2 separate regions of the Mus musculus genome follow, and region 1 is linked to region 2. The links are chromatin loops, found by intact Hi-C in ENCODE. Cell type or tissue: left cerebral cortex. All regions are shown on one strand.

The links. Peaks named below come from ENCODE experiments on the same cell type or tissue, not always from the same donor. Only the 100,000 strongest peaks of a DNase experiment are listed, where the experiment ranks them.
Region 1: a loop joins it to region 2, with 3 times the contacts of the local background. A loop is called at or near these places in 13 of 42 quality-filtered maps.

The regions. Positions count from the first base shown.
Region 1 is chr19:41,652,151-41,660,150 of GRCm38, forward strand. It overlaps Slit1 (slit guidance ligand 1), which reads right to left. Exons shown (of 37, transcript NM_015748.3): 5 at 545-616. Among named protein-coding and RNA genes, the nearest start is that of Gm34116, 35 kb to the right of the region's middle. In left cerebral cortex, a CTCF peak has its summit at 4,010; a DNase peak (open chromatin) is centred at 4,021.
Region 2 is chr19:41,738,836-41,746,835 of GRCm38, forward strand. It overlaps Slit1 (slit guidance ligand 1), which reads right to left and starts at 5,021. Exons shown (of 37, transcript NM_015748.3): 1 at 4,377-5,021. The coding sequence starts at 4,573. In left cerebral cortex, no CTCF peak of the experiment used is centred here; DNase peaks (open chromatin) are centred at 4,257, 4,816 and 7,330; H3K4me3 peaks cover 2,653 bases; H3K27ac peaks cover 1,086 bases.

The DNA of each region.
Region 1 (8,000 bases), 87 kb before region 2:
CTGATCGATTACCGATGTCTGCCACAGGCATGGGAGGGGGTGTGTGTGACAAGCATGCCAGGCATTTGCCATTTCTGTTTGTAGCCAGACCTCAGGAGGTGGTAAGCCTGGACCGGAATAAATTTGAATACTAATAAGCTATCGCATTTAAACAGTACCCAGCGCAGTGTACGCATTTCCTCATCTCATTTCAACCTCAGAATAAGCTTGTGGGGGGCACATTGTTTTCTCAAACAATATAGGAAGGCTCAGCAATGTTAACGGACTTGCAGCAGCTTTGCAGTATAACTTAGAGGAGACTAAAACCAGCTGCTAACCCCAAAAGCCAGAGGTCACTGGAGAGCTAGGGGCTGGAAATGTGGCCTGTCACCTCATGGTTCATACTCCATGTCCCCAGTCCCCAGAGAGTACCCTCTCAGCACATACGGGGCTGTCACACAGAGTCACCATCAAGACATGGTCCTGCCTATTCTCTCTAAGGTGGCTCAGAACACATGGTACAGTTAGGGGTGTGCCAGGGTGACCATCCCAAGCCTCTACTCACAGATTTTTGAGGTCTGTGGCTCCCCGAAAAGCCTTCCTGGGCACAGCCTGGAGAAAATTCTCACTCAGGTCCCTGGGGAGACAAACAGAGAAAGAGAGGGTACCAGTCAGGAGGGTCATGGTAATAAGAAGAGAGGTGGCTGGCCTCATGAGTGACCCCACTCCAGAGTCTGGGTGGGTTCTAGTTGCTTTGTCAGCTCTGGCTGAATGAGTAAATGGTAGTTAGGAGTTTTCTGTCCTGGCAGACACTGGGACGCTGTCCCCAGTCACCTCCCCTCTGGGCAGAGGATGGTTAGAGAGAAGCTCCCAGTAGCTGTGATCAGCACTGGCAGGGCCCCCATGGTTGGCCAACCCCAATGAAGCATAGCAGAGAGCTCTCCACGGCCCTCCGTGGCCCTGGCTTCCCCTCTGTTTTGCTGTAAGCAAGCTGTGACTGCTGGAGGATGGAGGAGACAGAACCAAGTGTCTCGCCCGGTCCTGAACTAGGCTGGCTCTGATTCCAAGTCTACTCTGGGGGATCACAGAGCAAAAGAAAGCCTGGGCCCCTTGGGAACCACGCCACAAGCCAAGGCTCTATGCCCTGCAGACTGTTCAGTCCCAGCTAGCTCCCTGCTGAACCTAGCAATTGTAGGAGAAACCCAGGTTAGACCCCCAATTTCTTTAGAAATCAGATCAACTCTTCTTTTTGTCTTGGTTGTTTGTTTTTGAGGCAACTGATGATACAGTTATCAGTGGGCAATTGAAGGATGAGGTAGTGAGAGCCTTCAGGAAGGAGAGACAGGACATGGCCGACCGTAGGTGTTTCTGAACCTACATAGTGTTAGACCCTCGGCTACACTGTCTCCCCTGTTCTATGTGTGAAATGCATAGGCTCAACCAAATGCTCTCTAAGCATCCCACCAGTGGGACCCCTCACATGTGAGGGCTCAGAGACACGCTGTGGCCTGAAGGTAACCTCATGCCTCCCTGTGCTGGGGCCTAGTCACAGAAATGACGGTGCTGGGAGATGGGGCCTACAGGAGGGGTACACCAGGGACAAGCTCTCAGGAACAAGATTGGAATGTAATGGATGAAAGCCCCAGAGAGCTGGTGTGAAGGCCAAGGACCTGACGAAAGGGATTCCCATGGTGGATGGAGAGAGCTGACTTCTGCAAGTTGTCTTCCAACCTCCATGTTGTGTGCCATGGCACAGGTACCTCTCCTCCAACACACTCAGACACACTGGCACACACAGATATACATACAGACACACACAGATACACACAGACAGACATACACACACAGACCCAGACTTAGACAGAAACACACACACACACACATAGACACACATACAAACACACACACACAAACATACCCACACAAACATACCCACACACACAGACCACCCCCACAGATACACACACAGAGACATACACACACAGAGACACCACACAGACACACACACACACATAGAGATACACACATACACACACAGACACATACACACACAGACATACACACACACAGACACACACACACAGATACACACACAAACACACACAAAGATACACACAACAGATCCCCCACAAACACACACACACACACAGAGACACATACAGACACACAGAAATACATACACACAGAGACACTCACACACAGACACACACACAGAGTAAGTAAATTAATGCAATGGAAAAATTGTAAAAGCAAAGATGCCTTGCACAGTTGCCAGCCCCAACGCTGTTAGAGGACACAATGATGTCTGATTCCCGGGAGTCTGAGTGCAGGCCTTCCTCACACACCAAATTCTGAATCTTGACACCGAGAACCATGAGAAATAAGTTCCTGTTGTTAATGAGTCATCCAGCCTGAGATGTTTCATTACAGTAGAGTGAATAGATTCAGACACATGTTCTGTGAAGGGCTTGGCTCTTTGACCAAGGCCCTTGAGATCCTTGAAGTGAGGGACCAATGTTAACAGGCATTGGGAGGTGGTAAGAAGATACAGTCAAGCCACTAGCCGCCTTTGACCACAGGGAAGCAGGGAGGTTCAGAAAAGATAAAGGCAGGCAGGGAGGTGTGCCCTAGAGAATGTGGGGTACACAGGGAGGTTTGCCCTAGAGAATGTGGGGTGCACAGGGAGGTGTGCCCTAGAGAATGTGGGGTGCACAGGGAGGTGATGCCCTAGAGAATGTGGGGTACACAGGGAGGTGATGCCCTAGAGAATGTAGAGTGCGCAGGAAGGTGGTACCCTAGAGAATGTGGGGTGCACAGGGAGATGTGCCCTAGAGAATGTGGGGTACACAGGGAGGCAGCAACTCCAGGCAGCCCCTCAGCACAACACAGCAGGCAGCTCACCCCAAGGCAGAGCCTGAGAGAGAGTCCCAGGCCGCTCCCCACTATCCACTTAATCCTCTCCTCAGCCAGGCAAGAAAGGCTTGTTATGTGTATTGATTAGCCAATCAATTCCACCCAGGCCTGTTCCATGCAGACTTTACAGTAGCTTGGCGGGATTTACAGATCAGCAGGAGAGCAGGTGGGAGGGCTCAGCAGAGAAGAAACCTCAAAGGCAGGCTCTCTGAATGTGCCCCGTGATTCACAGGCATACCAGCCAGGGCAGAGTAGGGGCTCAGTGCTTCCTGAGAGCCAAGGAAGGGGGGTCAGCAGCACACATGATCTATGTGTAGTCTAAATGGATCCGAGTGTCAGGAGTCCAGCTGTTTGGGCACTCAGATGAGACAGGAATTCTCCCGGGAGTCTTTATTAAAAAAAAAAAAAAAAAAAAATCAGCCGGCAGCATGGCCTCAGCAGTAACACTGGATCCTTACAATAAATGGGTTTTAAATGCTTCTTATCACAGCACTGGGTCAAAGTGTGTCTCAGGAAATCAATTCTGCAGGCTCTCATACCAGGAAGGAGGACAAGGGATAACTGGGAGGCCTGGCACAGCCTGGAACAACTGGGTCAAGGCAGAGCCTGCTAAGACTGGCCAGAGAGGTTGATGGCCTCCGACTGAAGCTCCCAGAGTGCAGAGCAGATAGAGTGGAATCCTGAGGGCTTTGGGAGAGATGGGGAGGTAACCCCCCTTAGGAAGCCCAGACTGGCCCTGGCCAGTCAGTCCACAGCAGGAACCTTCTTTCCTGTTTAAATGACCAACTGGAACAGTTTACAAACCCAGAAGAGATGGTATGAAGGCCATCAGGAATGGCAAGTGTTGGTCAGTCTCAAAAAAAAAAAAAAAATAGATGAAGATTGCTGACATCAAAGGAAGCAATGGGAAGATTTCTGGGTTCAACTGTCTCTGCCGCGCACCAGCCATGGGCCCAGAGAACCCAAGAGGGCTTTGTGGGATGGACGTTGTCTGTCATGCAAGACCTGGTGAGATCCCAGGAGTGCACAGCTTAACCTTTAAACCTCATTTCCATTTGTCTGTATTATGGAAGCGGGGCTTTTGTCCCTCCTTTCCCCACACGGCATCACAGTTGTTCCCAGAGTGGCCACTAGGGTGTGCCAGAAGCCTTCCCTGTATTTGCTATACAGCTGCTACGGTCTCACTTTTTGCTACATTTGACTTGCCCCGTGACACTTCTGTGGTCTTTTGTCACCACTCACGTCAACCCCCCCCCCCCCCAGCTAAAGTTGCTCATCTCTGCTTGCACGTGGCCTGTTGGAGATCCTCTCAGCACAGCCTGGGCCTTTCCCAGCCCTCATCCTTCTGTGCTTCACAAACTCAGGGCACCCAACCTTTCTCCATGGTGTTTCACAGGTCCCTCAAAACGAGTCCCTCATCACTGGCTGGGAGGATAACAGAGCCTGACCAAAGGAAGAGGTTTCTGATAAGGGGGTCAGAGGGGCCAGCAAATGCTGGAGAGTCAAGGTATAACGGAAAACACCCACAGTGTATGTCCCTGGTGAGGCATTCAGCAAGAGCTGGCTGGGTCACATACATTATGGGGCATTGGGCATCATGAACCTAAAACCCTTCTGCTTTCTTATCTCTGTCTACACACCTTTCCCCTAGTTTCCAACTGTTCCTTCACCTACACATTCCAGTATATGCACGAGCGGGGGCAGGCAGGCGTGCGGGGACACACACACACACACACACACACGCAAGCCTCCTGTTCAGCACCAATTCAAAATAGCAAATACAAGCATATTGGGTTTGCGTATGAATATTTAATTACCACCCATCTCTCCCTAATCCACCAATGGCAGACATCGCTCTTGCTCCCAGAGTATCCTGAAGTTGGCGCACTCACTGCAAAGGCAATGTAACCATAACTGAACGGAACCAATGAGGATACTCAGTGACCCTCCCACGTCCTGGCCGGAGCGAGGGATCAGCACAAGGACGCAGCTCCAGGGATGCAGACACGGGGCAGGTAGGAGTCTCTGCACTCCTGGAGCCCGCAGTCTCTGTTCTGATCTGTCATGCAGATCAGATGCCTCCTAAAAGTCAAAGCAGCACAGAACAAGAAACTGGTCTTGTGGATGATGTCATCTTGACTCTGTTCTTCCCTTCCCATATCTAGATGGAACACTGTGCGCCTAGCAAGGGATCTGGGCAGCCACTGAGGAAGGTAAGAGTCTATCCTGGGAAGCCCCAGAGAAGGGGATCTGTTCTAAGAAATATGGTATGAGTTCTATAGGCAGAGACTCCCCAGGTTATCCTGTATCCCACCCCTAAGGTCCTAGGACTCTGAGGAGGCAGCTTTCCACCCCCAGTCATCCCCCACTGGGTATGGGAGCCCTTCTGCCCATCCCTGACTTAGGCACTGTCCCCAAGTGCCTGTTACAGCCATACTCCACACTCTGACAAGCAGGGGAGCGAAGGTCGGGACCCCATGTTCTTACTGCAAATCCCCATTAGCTCCAACCTCTAACTGGTCTCAGCAGGCACACTGCCTCTGAGGGGATTAGTGGGGCCCTGTTGGGGCAAGGCATTGGGCATCAGCCAAGGTTTCACTGAGCTCTGGGCTCTGACATGGATCTGCTGCCCCACTGCAAAGCTCTTTATTTTGTGGCTCTTCAAGCCGCAGGGGGCTTCAGCACAGTACAGCGTTCCAGCGCACTTTATCCGTGGCTTTCTGGTCATCAGACTGTAGACCTGGGCCTGGAGTACAGCGAGCCAGCCCTGCACGCACTGAGCTCCTTGGGCACGTATTTGATCCCTGGAGTGTGTAGGGGGTTGATTAGCCTCTTCTTCAGAAAGCACAAGTGGCGGTTGTGGTCGGAGCAGAGGAATGGGAGCCCTCAGCCAACACTGCTATTAGGTCATTGTCTTTGGGGCTCTGTGAGAACATGGAGCCTGGGGTTTGGGAATCCTACTAGTTTGAGCTGGTCTCCAGTCAAGGTCCACAGGAAATTCCCCCGTGTCTATGAGTGTGTGCCACTCACTCAGACTGCCACAGGTGGCTACTGTCCTGCATGACATTATCTCACACTGTTAGGTAGAGGGGATCAACTACCATGAACCCAGAGGAATGGCTACGCAGGCCACCCCTGGTACCTGCGCCAGTACCTTTTTGTTACTAGACAGGTAGATTTTCGCCTTGAGCAAGGTCTATAGCAAACTAGAGCATATTAAAGTTAGAGGGCTTCATCCGGCAGAGAAGTACGAATGCTTTGATGTCCCCACCTAGTGCTGAAGCAGACTGAAGCTACTGTGCCCAGACGTCACTTCAAAGCAGCGGGGTTCCAGCACCTCTGCTTTAGTGAGGGAGAAAGAAAAACAGCTCCTGACTTCTCTCCTGAGGCACAGGCTGCATGCAGGAAGGGGGGGGGGGATCTGCAGAGGTGGGTGTAACCACCTCCTTCACTTACTCTGCAGGCCTTTTCTGCAATGCAGCTGGGGTTGGGGGCAGGGGAGACACAGCCCAGCTCTGTTTAGCACAAGTCCACCTTTGGGTGTCTGGAGGTGCCCGCTACACACTCACTGTTTGCCAAGGAACTTGTTCTTACAGAGAGAGGGAGCCCCAGCCTATAATCTATAGTCATGGGGCTTACAACCGCCAAGTTCCTGGGGCAGTCTGGACATCACCACCATAGAGTGGCTGCTTTGAGTCTTTCTTCTTGTCCCCTCCTGTTTTCTGAGGGCCCAAGGGGCCCAGACACTGCCATCAGCAGAAACCTCCCTGCCTGCCCACCTGGGGCCACCAGCTCTCCTGTGCAGCTTTCAAGCACCCACCCCACCCAACCATTCATTCTGCAAAAACCTCACCAAACAAAAGACTAAGTGGCCTGGCTTGTTATACCGTAAACCATCCTGTGATACTGACTTGACCTTGGGTTGTTTGCTGGGCAGCTGTGAACATCAACTTCCACAAAAGAAACACCCCCAAAGAGATCTCCCCCGCAAGCAGCCTTCTCTCATAAGCTAACTGGCTCCGCCAAGGCAAGGAAGCTTTGAGGTTGGAGTCCCACTCAAATGAAGGATACCCAGGACACAAAACCATTCCATCTTATAATTCTGTGGACAGTCAGAAAGTGGCAAGCGTGGTTCCCAACCATGTGGTGAGAACACAGTACCAGATGTTGAGAGTGGCTGATAAGGTGGCCGAGAGGGAAAGGCTGAACTGGGAAGTGGGTACCATGGTCAGCAGCACTGGACTCTGGGGTGCACTTCCCAGGGTTTCTGGTATCAAACTCCATAGTTGGGTGCCACAGCTCCTGCGCTGGGCTCCAGAGACGTGACCTCCCAGTCACACGGGAGGACGGGAACGTGGCACTGGAGCACACAGACCTCAGAAAGTCAGGCCAAGGGAAGGGAGGTTGGGACTGAGTATGGGACCCTCTGGCAGAAGTCTGGTTGCCTTTCTTACCGTGTTTCAGGAAGGAATGAAGATGGCCCCCGGGTTGTGTTATAAAGTAAGAGGAAATCAGAGGAAAAGCTTTAAAAATGAAGACAGGGTAAGCTATCAAATAAGAGAACACAGGCCAGACGTGGAGGTACACACCTTTGACTCCAGCACTTGGGAAGCAGAGGCAGGTGCAGCTCTGTAAGTTTGAGGCTAGCCTGGACTATATAGCCAGATCCAGGGCAAGGCTATATAGTAAGACCCTGTCTCCAAAGGGGTGGGGACACCTGCTCTGCATGGGCCCTGGGGTTGTTATAGCGGGTTCCTCGAGTGAGGCCAAGCATTGGCTGATTCTGAGGCTAAGCTAGGAGTATGTCCTTCCATCCATCTGTCTGTTGCCCCACCCCACCCCCACCGTGCAGTCTCCACAAAGAGAAGGCTGTAATGAGGAAGAGCAAGGCTCTCTCTCACCTGTATCCTCAGAGGAGGCTGAGGATACAGGTCACCTCTCCAAGGCCAAGTCACAGATAAGCCAGTCAAGGGACCAACACTTTTCTTTGTTGTCTTTAACATTGATTTGTTGTTGTTTGTTTGTTTGTTTTTGGTGTTTTGTTTCATTGTTTTGTTTAACATTGTTAAACAACAAGAGCTGTTCCCTTGGTCATGTGGCCTAGGGAC
Region 2 (8,000 bases):
CACAGCACCTCTCTGCCTATTATGGAGTTCAATACCCAGGCCCAGCCTTTGAAGCAGGTCCCCCCACTTTATGGGCAAAAAAACCCCCAGGATTTGAGGGAGTGCGCTTTTCATGAGCACTTATCTCAATTTGCAATTATGTGTTTATCTCTCTATCAGACCATTCTTCAGGATCCCATGCTGGACAGGAACTTGGGAAGAGGCAGTTTCTCCATCCACTCCACACAATGCAGAGAGCTCAATTGACAGCAGCTATCTGTTGAATGAGGGAATGCAGCCTTGCAGCCTTGCAGCCCCGCAGGATGTCCCAGCTGCCAAGAGGCAGAGCAAGACGAACAAAACACCAGACAGGCGTTACCAGAGCAGTGTGGTTGCAACCCTCCACCCTGCAGAGCCCCATCTCCCTGTGTCCAAACTGCAGGGGAGAAAGGAAAAGCTGCCCAGGTACAATGGCCACATGCTTTCAGCCAAGGAAGAGCAGCCTGCAGCACGGCCAAGCCTCAGCAAGTACCTCCTACGCCACCTGAACATTCTAGCCTTTAGCATGGGCTTCTCACAGTGTTAGCATAGGACGTCTTATGAAGCATCTTTGTAAATGCAATATGAATGAATCCTTGTGAAGTTCTGATGGGATAAGCAACCATTATTCCCACAGGCCAAGGGAAGGTAGAATATCACCCACATGCCACTGGACCCCAGAATATTTCCTGCAAAACTGTCATTATCCTCTTTATCTGTGGGAAACAGAGTCTCAAGCAGGAGAAGGACCATCCCTGGGTCTCTCTATACAAGTTGCTCACTCGGAGCACAGCACAGTGGCTTCCATATCTGTGCCAGTGAGAGCCGGAGACACACACACACACACACACACACACACACACACACACACACACACATACTGCTGCCAGGCCAACTCCCCTGCTCAGCAAAATTCTCTCCTGTAGGATCCCACAGTGGCTCACCTAGCCAGACCTTGGTGACAGATATGGTTTCAGCCCTTGGCCTCAATTCCATTATTATATGGATTCCAAATGGGCTCCCCAAACCATGAATGTGACAATCTAGCCCTACTGACTGCAGCTTCCGGGCAAGCCATGGATCTTGGAAGCATGCATGCAGCTAGGATGGGGTAGACCAACCAGCAAAAGGGATGCAAGAACATACACAGTGGCAGGAAATCAAGTCTCACAGTTTGACAAGAAACAGACTGTGATACACCTGGAGGGGGGCAGGGGGAATGACAATCAGCATCCTGACCTTCCAAGGGCCCTGCCCCACCTCTCTCCATCCTTGGGTGACTTGATAGAAGGTCTGGCAGATGTCTTTCCCTTTCTGCACCCTGACATACAAGTGCCAGGGTAGTAGAGAAGAGCAGAAACTAAACCTGCTTCCATACAGACTAAACCTGCTTCTCTCATTCCTGGACACTCTGGTACAAACATTGAAAGTGAAGATTCCTAAGTGGAAGGAGAAAAGTTAGCATCCGGCCACCGTGAATGGACCCTTTGAGCCTGGGCGCCCTCTGAGCACAAAGCCATGACTTTTCCAGGGTCTTGCCAGCAGGTCTCCTCCGTCCTTGCTCTCCACTATAATTGTTCTATAACAGATTATTTGGTATCCCTTCTCTGTTCATTCACCCAGCCCTTGGCCTCTGTGGTTAGACCAATTTTCATAGCAGCGCTGGGCCTTACACAAGCTCTTCCAGAGGTCTCTACAGAAACCCAGAGCAATGTCTCCCCACTTGGCCGAATAGGTCTGAACCCAGCATTACAAAATATATAGTCATAAAGTTGCTGGGTCCCCTGGGCGACCACCAGAGATGCCCAGAGAACAGAAGGTAAGCACACAGCCTCAGACGCTTCCCAACCTGGGGAGCTGCTGGCCAGCCTCTGACCAGCTCACCTGTTTAGCTCCTCCAGATGATCACCCTGGACTCCCACCCAGACGTATTCAAGGGGAATGTGAAGCTGGAGAAAGGCCTTCCTGGCCCTTCCCGATCTCTCTTTATAACCCAGGCTCCTCTCCTCTCTGGACATGGTGTGATTCAGCCCTTGGGAAAATCTGACCTGCAGGCTACACCAGTCATGGCCGGCCAGCCACACAGGCTTTGTGTTCAGGCAGTCATTCCTGCCTGTGTTGCCTGGACTCTGCTTGGCAAAACCCACCAACCCTAACAACACTCTCCACCTTCTAAGAAGCCCCCTAGACCCCCAAAAGGGCTTCTTGGCCTTGTGTTCTCAAGCCCCATCACATGGCTAGCTGGGCCTCTCCCTATATCTTCCTACTAACGGTCCCCTGTCCAGCCCTTCATACCATCTGCCTTTTGAAGGCAGAGACAGGTTCACTCTCTTTGGGGCCTCAGAACTGAGAGAAGGCACTGGCTTGATAAACGTGAGACTTGTCTCCCTGTGTTACCATCATAGCGCTTTACTAAGCAAGCACCAGAATACTACCCAGCCTCTTCCAGACATTACCTTCCATTGCCACAAGAACCAGAAACCCAATGTAGCCCAGACTCCATTTCCTAATAGAAAGCAACCAAGGCTCAGGGAAGTCTGGTAACTTGTCCAAAGTCACATAGCCCATAATTCACAGAGCTGGGCTTCTAACCCAGATACTCTGGCTTCCAGGGCTACCCCCAACTCTGCTCTGTCTGGGGATTCACTTCCATCTCACTGACTAGAAAAGACTAAAGAATTCATGAAAGGCAAAGCAGAGCCTATCAGAAGCAGTCAAGGTAGTAGGACAGTGGGAAAGCAAGAATGCAGAGTAGACAAGGTGCAAAAGCAAAGGAGAGGGCCTCATGTGTCTCCTGTGTGGGCTGCTGCCAGGGTAATAGCCCAGAAAAAACACACCACTGGGTAAAGCAGGGGACAGAAATTTCATCCGGAAAGAACAGGCCAAGGTGACCTCAGAGGTCCTCCAAACAGACTTGATTGTCCTTAATTTCTCTCTAGGTCCATGAGGCTGACTCAAGGAAACTCAGTTCGGTCACCCCAATTTCTACATGGGTGCGTGCACACACACACACACACACACACACACACACACACACACACACGCCAGTTCCCAACTAGATTGCATGCAGATTGCAAATTCTCTGAAACTGTCACGGGAATGTCTCAAACCCAGCCAAGAAAGAGTCTGGGGCAAGCATGTACTCACTAATTGCTGGCCTCGGTACAGAAGTTCAGAGTTTGATGTAGGCAACAGCTCTCCCCGGGGTTTGCCTCTGGCCAGCTGAGACTCATGAAAGTATGCTCCTGAGTTATCAAAATATGTATACCTTTTCTGACGCTCACTGTAGTCACCCAGGAGTGTGGAAAGAAAGAGGAGCATGGTTTCAAAGAAGCCACTAACCTTCCCCAAAGTATCAAAAAAAAAAAAAAATCCCCTGGTACAGTCACCTCTGAAAGTGTACAAAGGCCCTGTGTGTGACTAAAAATCCACTCGCACGACCCGCAGACCCCCCGGACTCACACTGCCGTGGTATCCTTAGGTGCCGGAATTTCACACCGACCACATTTGGCAGGAAAAGAGAAAATGTATCACACACGCTCCACCGTGCTCATGAGGCAGGTCTGGAAAGGGTGGAGTTACCTCAAAATCCAGAAGTACAAGAGAACAAGAGGGAAGGAAGGGTGGTTTTTATGACTTGTCACTGTCAATGTCTCCAACCTTATGTCCCAGTCCGAGCTCCTGGCCTCTAGTATCATCCCTGAGCTCGCAGTCCAGGACTCCTCTCACCCTGTAAGGGTTCCGATGTCATATTCCCCAAAACCCAAACCAAAGGCCCTCGGGTCCCATTGTCTGTCTGCCTGGGCTCAGGATGAAGACTGAAGGAGAGGGTAGGTTGCTTACACCTTCAAGGGAAGACTTATCCAGGCTCTGGGACCAAACAATGGGTAGAATAGGTGCTCAGAAACTTCTGGTCCGTGGCAGCGAGCCCTCAGAGCCCAAATCCACCTGCCCACTCAGAACCCAGCAAACCCCATGTGTCCAAAAGGAGACACCGTGCCTGGAGTCTGTGGGAAGCTGTTCTCCTAGGTGCCAGGAAGGCTCCAGGTACCCTAGAGGAATAAAGTGCTGTACAGTGGGAAGGACCTGTCACAGCGGAGAGCAGAGATCGCAAGGGGCAGGTGTGAGGAAGGGCTGAGGATGCTTCCAGGGCCCTTTGAATCTGGCACCTGCAAATGCGCTCCTGGTTTCTGGTTTCCTAAAAACCTACCAAGGCACTGACTCCTCTACTGGCGACGGAGCCCAACGGTCTAGCGCCCCCCACCCGATTCCGGTCCCTCTGATCCGTCAGGGTGGGAGAGCAACCAGGGGTCGAGGGGGTGGAGGGACTCCCAGTGGACGGGCGGATCCGTACTCACAGGCGCTCGGTGTTCCGTGGGATGTTCTTGGGGATGGCCTGCAAACCCGTGCCGTGGCAGTCCACCGTAGTGCCGGTGCAGGTGCAGAGGGCGGGGCACGCCGTGGCCCCCAGGCGCCACGCGGCTGCCCACAGCAGCAGCCACAGCTCCGGTCGGCTCAACCCCGAAGAGGACCCGCGCTGGGGCGTTAGCGCCATGGTGCCTTCGCCGTGTCCCGTTCGCGTGCCAGACGGCCGCAGCCGCTGACCATCCCCGTCCGGGGCTAGCTCCAGGTGCTATCCCCACCGAAGGACCGAAGAGCCGGTGGAATCGTGCGATGCGCCCTTGCGGATCGAGTGGTACCTAGATGCTCCCAGCGACAGCGTCTGTGCGTAGACCCAGGAAAGGCGTCTTAAGCGGAGGGCGCTCAGCTCCTCTCCCAGTGCTCGCTGCCGGCGTCTCCCTCTCCCTCCAGCTCCCAACTGACTGCTGTGAGGAGGAAAATGGGCAGGCCCCGCGCGCGCGCACACACACACACCTCGCGCGCGCGCGCACACACACACACACACATACACACTCACACCCGCACGCTCGCTCACACCCGGCAGTCATCCATCAATCGAAAAGCACACTTCCAGGGCCAGACTCCTTCCCGCCCTCCCCCCCAAGCACGGACCACCGCCCGCCTCCTCCCCACCACTTCTCTGCTGCTACAGAGGTCCAGCCGCTGGCATACAGTTTCAAAGGTGCAACCTCCCAGGCGCCAAGGGCTGCGGGGGCCCGGGGAAGGGGGCTTACAGACTGGACCTGCTCTGTAAGCTACACACACACACACACACACACACACACACACTGCAATGATGTGTACATTTAGACCAGTCACTTCAGTACCCTCAGCTACTAGGGCAGAGGAGCAAAAAGATTTTTTTTCCCTACACCTTCCCTTCCCTGGGACCACAGACTTCCCCAATGGCTGAAGAGGTCACCGGGCCCCACCAACTTCCTTTGTCAACTGTTGGTGAGGCTTCTTGTACCAGATGGCCTCTCCAAGCTGTCTTTCCTTGCCCAGCCTGGGACCTTGAGGGAAGAGACTTGAGAGAATATAAAAGCCTCAGGCCAGGTTAGTCTTCTCCCTCAACACATACTCTCCCTAAAGGCAGAACCCAACCTCTTCCGGGAACAGAAGCCAGCCAGCTGGGATGACAGGAGTCCTGACAGGACTTTGTAAGTCCGGAGGGGAGGTGTTTTCTACACAAGCCTCTCTACTGGTATACCAATAGGAAGCCACCTTGGAAATCCAGCAACTAGCCTCTCCACATCTGGCAGGTGGAAACAGAAGAAAAGGAATATTTGGTCCTCTCAAAAGGCCAGAGTGGAGAGAACACAGAACCTGTTTAGAAGAAAAAAACACCACCCAGTCAACTGGTACCTGAATAGGACCTCGGGCCTCACAGCCCCATGGGCAAGGAATTTTCTTATTCTGACAGAGTTGGGGATGTGGGTGTGAATAGGAAATCCAGTGAGGGACAGAATTCCCTCCAACCCCAGAAAAGAAAGCACCTCCCCCAAAACGGACAGCTGTGGCTCTCTGGGTCTCTAAAGAGCTGAGCTCCGGATGTGAGGGAGATCTGGCTGAGACATCTGTCATCCCATTGATCAACAGGGTTGATCTGGTGATCTGAGTGTCACTGTGGGTGTCCCCTTCCTCCTATTCCACACCATGTGCATCCCTTCCAAAGCTTTGCACTCAAAGAGAAGGACTTCCCCCCCCCCCCCCCCCCCCCCGATAAAGATGGCTCTGTCGAGCATTCCTCTGTTGGAAACTCCACGCAAGCTTTGGAGTTCGTGTTGAGCTGAGCTCCGGGAGTCAGGGCCCTATGTGCAGATAACAACTGGGCATCAGAAGTAGCTCAGATGGTCAAGAGTCAAAAGCCCCCCTAGTGGAGCTACTGCAGGGTCCCCCTTCTTGGGGGGAGGGGGGAGCAGAACCTAAGCCCAGCAATGACGGCAGTTTGTCACAGTGGTGAGATACTGAAGTCACCACACGATTAGAGGCGTGGGACTCACCTGGAACCATTGGATGCTTGGTTGTTTTCCCTCTGGATCAGACTCTTCCAGTTACTTTACCATATACTGCATAAGGCCCTGTGGTCAGCATGGCACACTTGAATGTCTGACTCCATTCAAGACAAGCCCTGGACCACACTTCTGATCAGAGCACAGTCTCTACATCCCAGCTCTATCTCTTGAAGACAAATTTGGTAACTTGGGGAGGGAGCTTTCTCTGCCAGTCCTTACAGTGTGATATCAAGAGCTTCTATCACTGGGATCTAAATATAAAAGGGCCACTTGCCTCTTTTCCCAGAAAGCCAGCCTGTCCTCTAAGGACTTTTCCCCCCCTCCCCCTCCCATCCCCCAGCACTAGGAAATCCTCACACTTTAGTGTCGTAATTGTCTATTCCTCAATAGTTGAAGCTGTTCACACTGGTGTTCCTTCCCTGACACCCCACTAGCAAAGTGCCACCCCTTTGCGTCCCTCACTTCCTCCTCTGGCACCAACCCCAGCATTTGGCACTTAGTAGGCCCATCACAGACAGTGCCCAAACTATGTACGCCTCCAACCTTCTGCTCCAGAGGTGTTCCTCTCTCCCAACCCCGTAATCTCAGAGGCTCTTAGAAGCCAGGACCCATGTGGGGAAGGGGAGAGTGTTGATTAACTGGGCGACATGCCCTGGAGTCCTCGGAGTGGCAGGGAGAACGGGGACGGGGAGGGGTGAGAGGAGGCGGGCGGGGGTGCAAGATCAACCTTGCTCATGGCTCTCGAGAGCTAGGCTCTACACTAGAAGCTTCCAGATTCGCCTGGCCAGTGAGTTCCAAGCAGGCCCTAAGCCAAGTTGTCAACGCCTGGCAAGGCCTGGCCTCTCCTTTGAAGGGAGGGGAGGAAGGAGGGCAACTCAGACCCAGGACAAAGACTCCCCAGCCAGCCCATCATGGGAGGCCCTGCCCCAGTAGCCAGGCAGCTCCCCAAGTTGGCTCCCATCCCCAGTTCCTCCACCTCAGAGCCTGGCGGGCTCCTCGCTCCTAGAGGCAGCTTACCATGAATGAACACAGCTCATTAGCGCTCCCGGCACATTTACTCATTAAACAACCGCTTGGCCAGCCACATACCCCAAGCTAACCCCCCCCCTACTTTGCTTTTTCAATTTCCTCTCCTATGCCCCTCCCTCTGGGGGTCTCCCTACCCCCTCCCTGAAGCCCGGGCCACCTGCTCCCTCTGCACGGATGAAGAGAAGCTGGCCTGGCACATTGCTTCTGGCAGGCATGCTCCACCAAGCCAGCTCAGCCTGCCGTCCAGTTACAGGCAACCCCCATAGGAAAACACAGGGTCACATCTCCCTGTCCTAGTGGAATGGTCCATGCATGTACTGAGGCCCCTCGTTATGGCAGTTGAGGGTTGTTGCCTTCTAGATAACTTTAGAGAGAGAGCCTTCCCTCCAGCTTTTATACAAAGGCCCATCTCCCCCCACCCCCAGGTCACTAGGGCGGGGAGCCCAAACTGCAAAAACAGTGATAGCATGCCTGCTTCCCAGGGTTCCATCATCACTGCTTATGAATATTGATGGCTCCAGGAAGCCCTGGGACTGG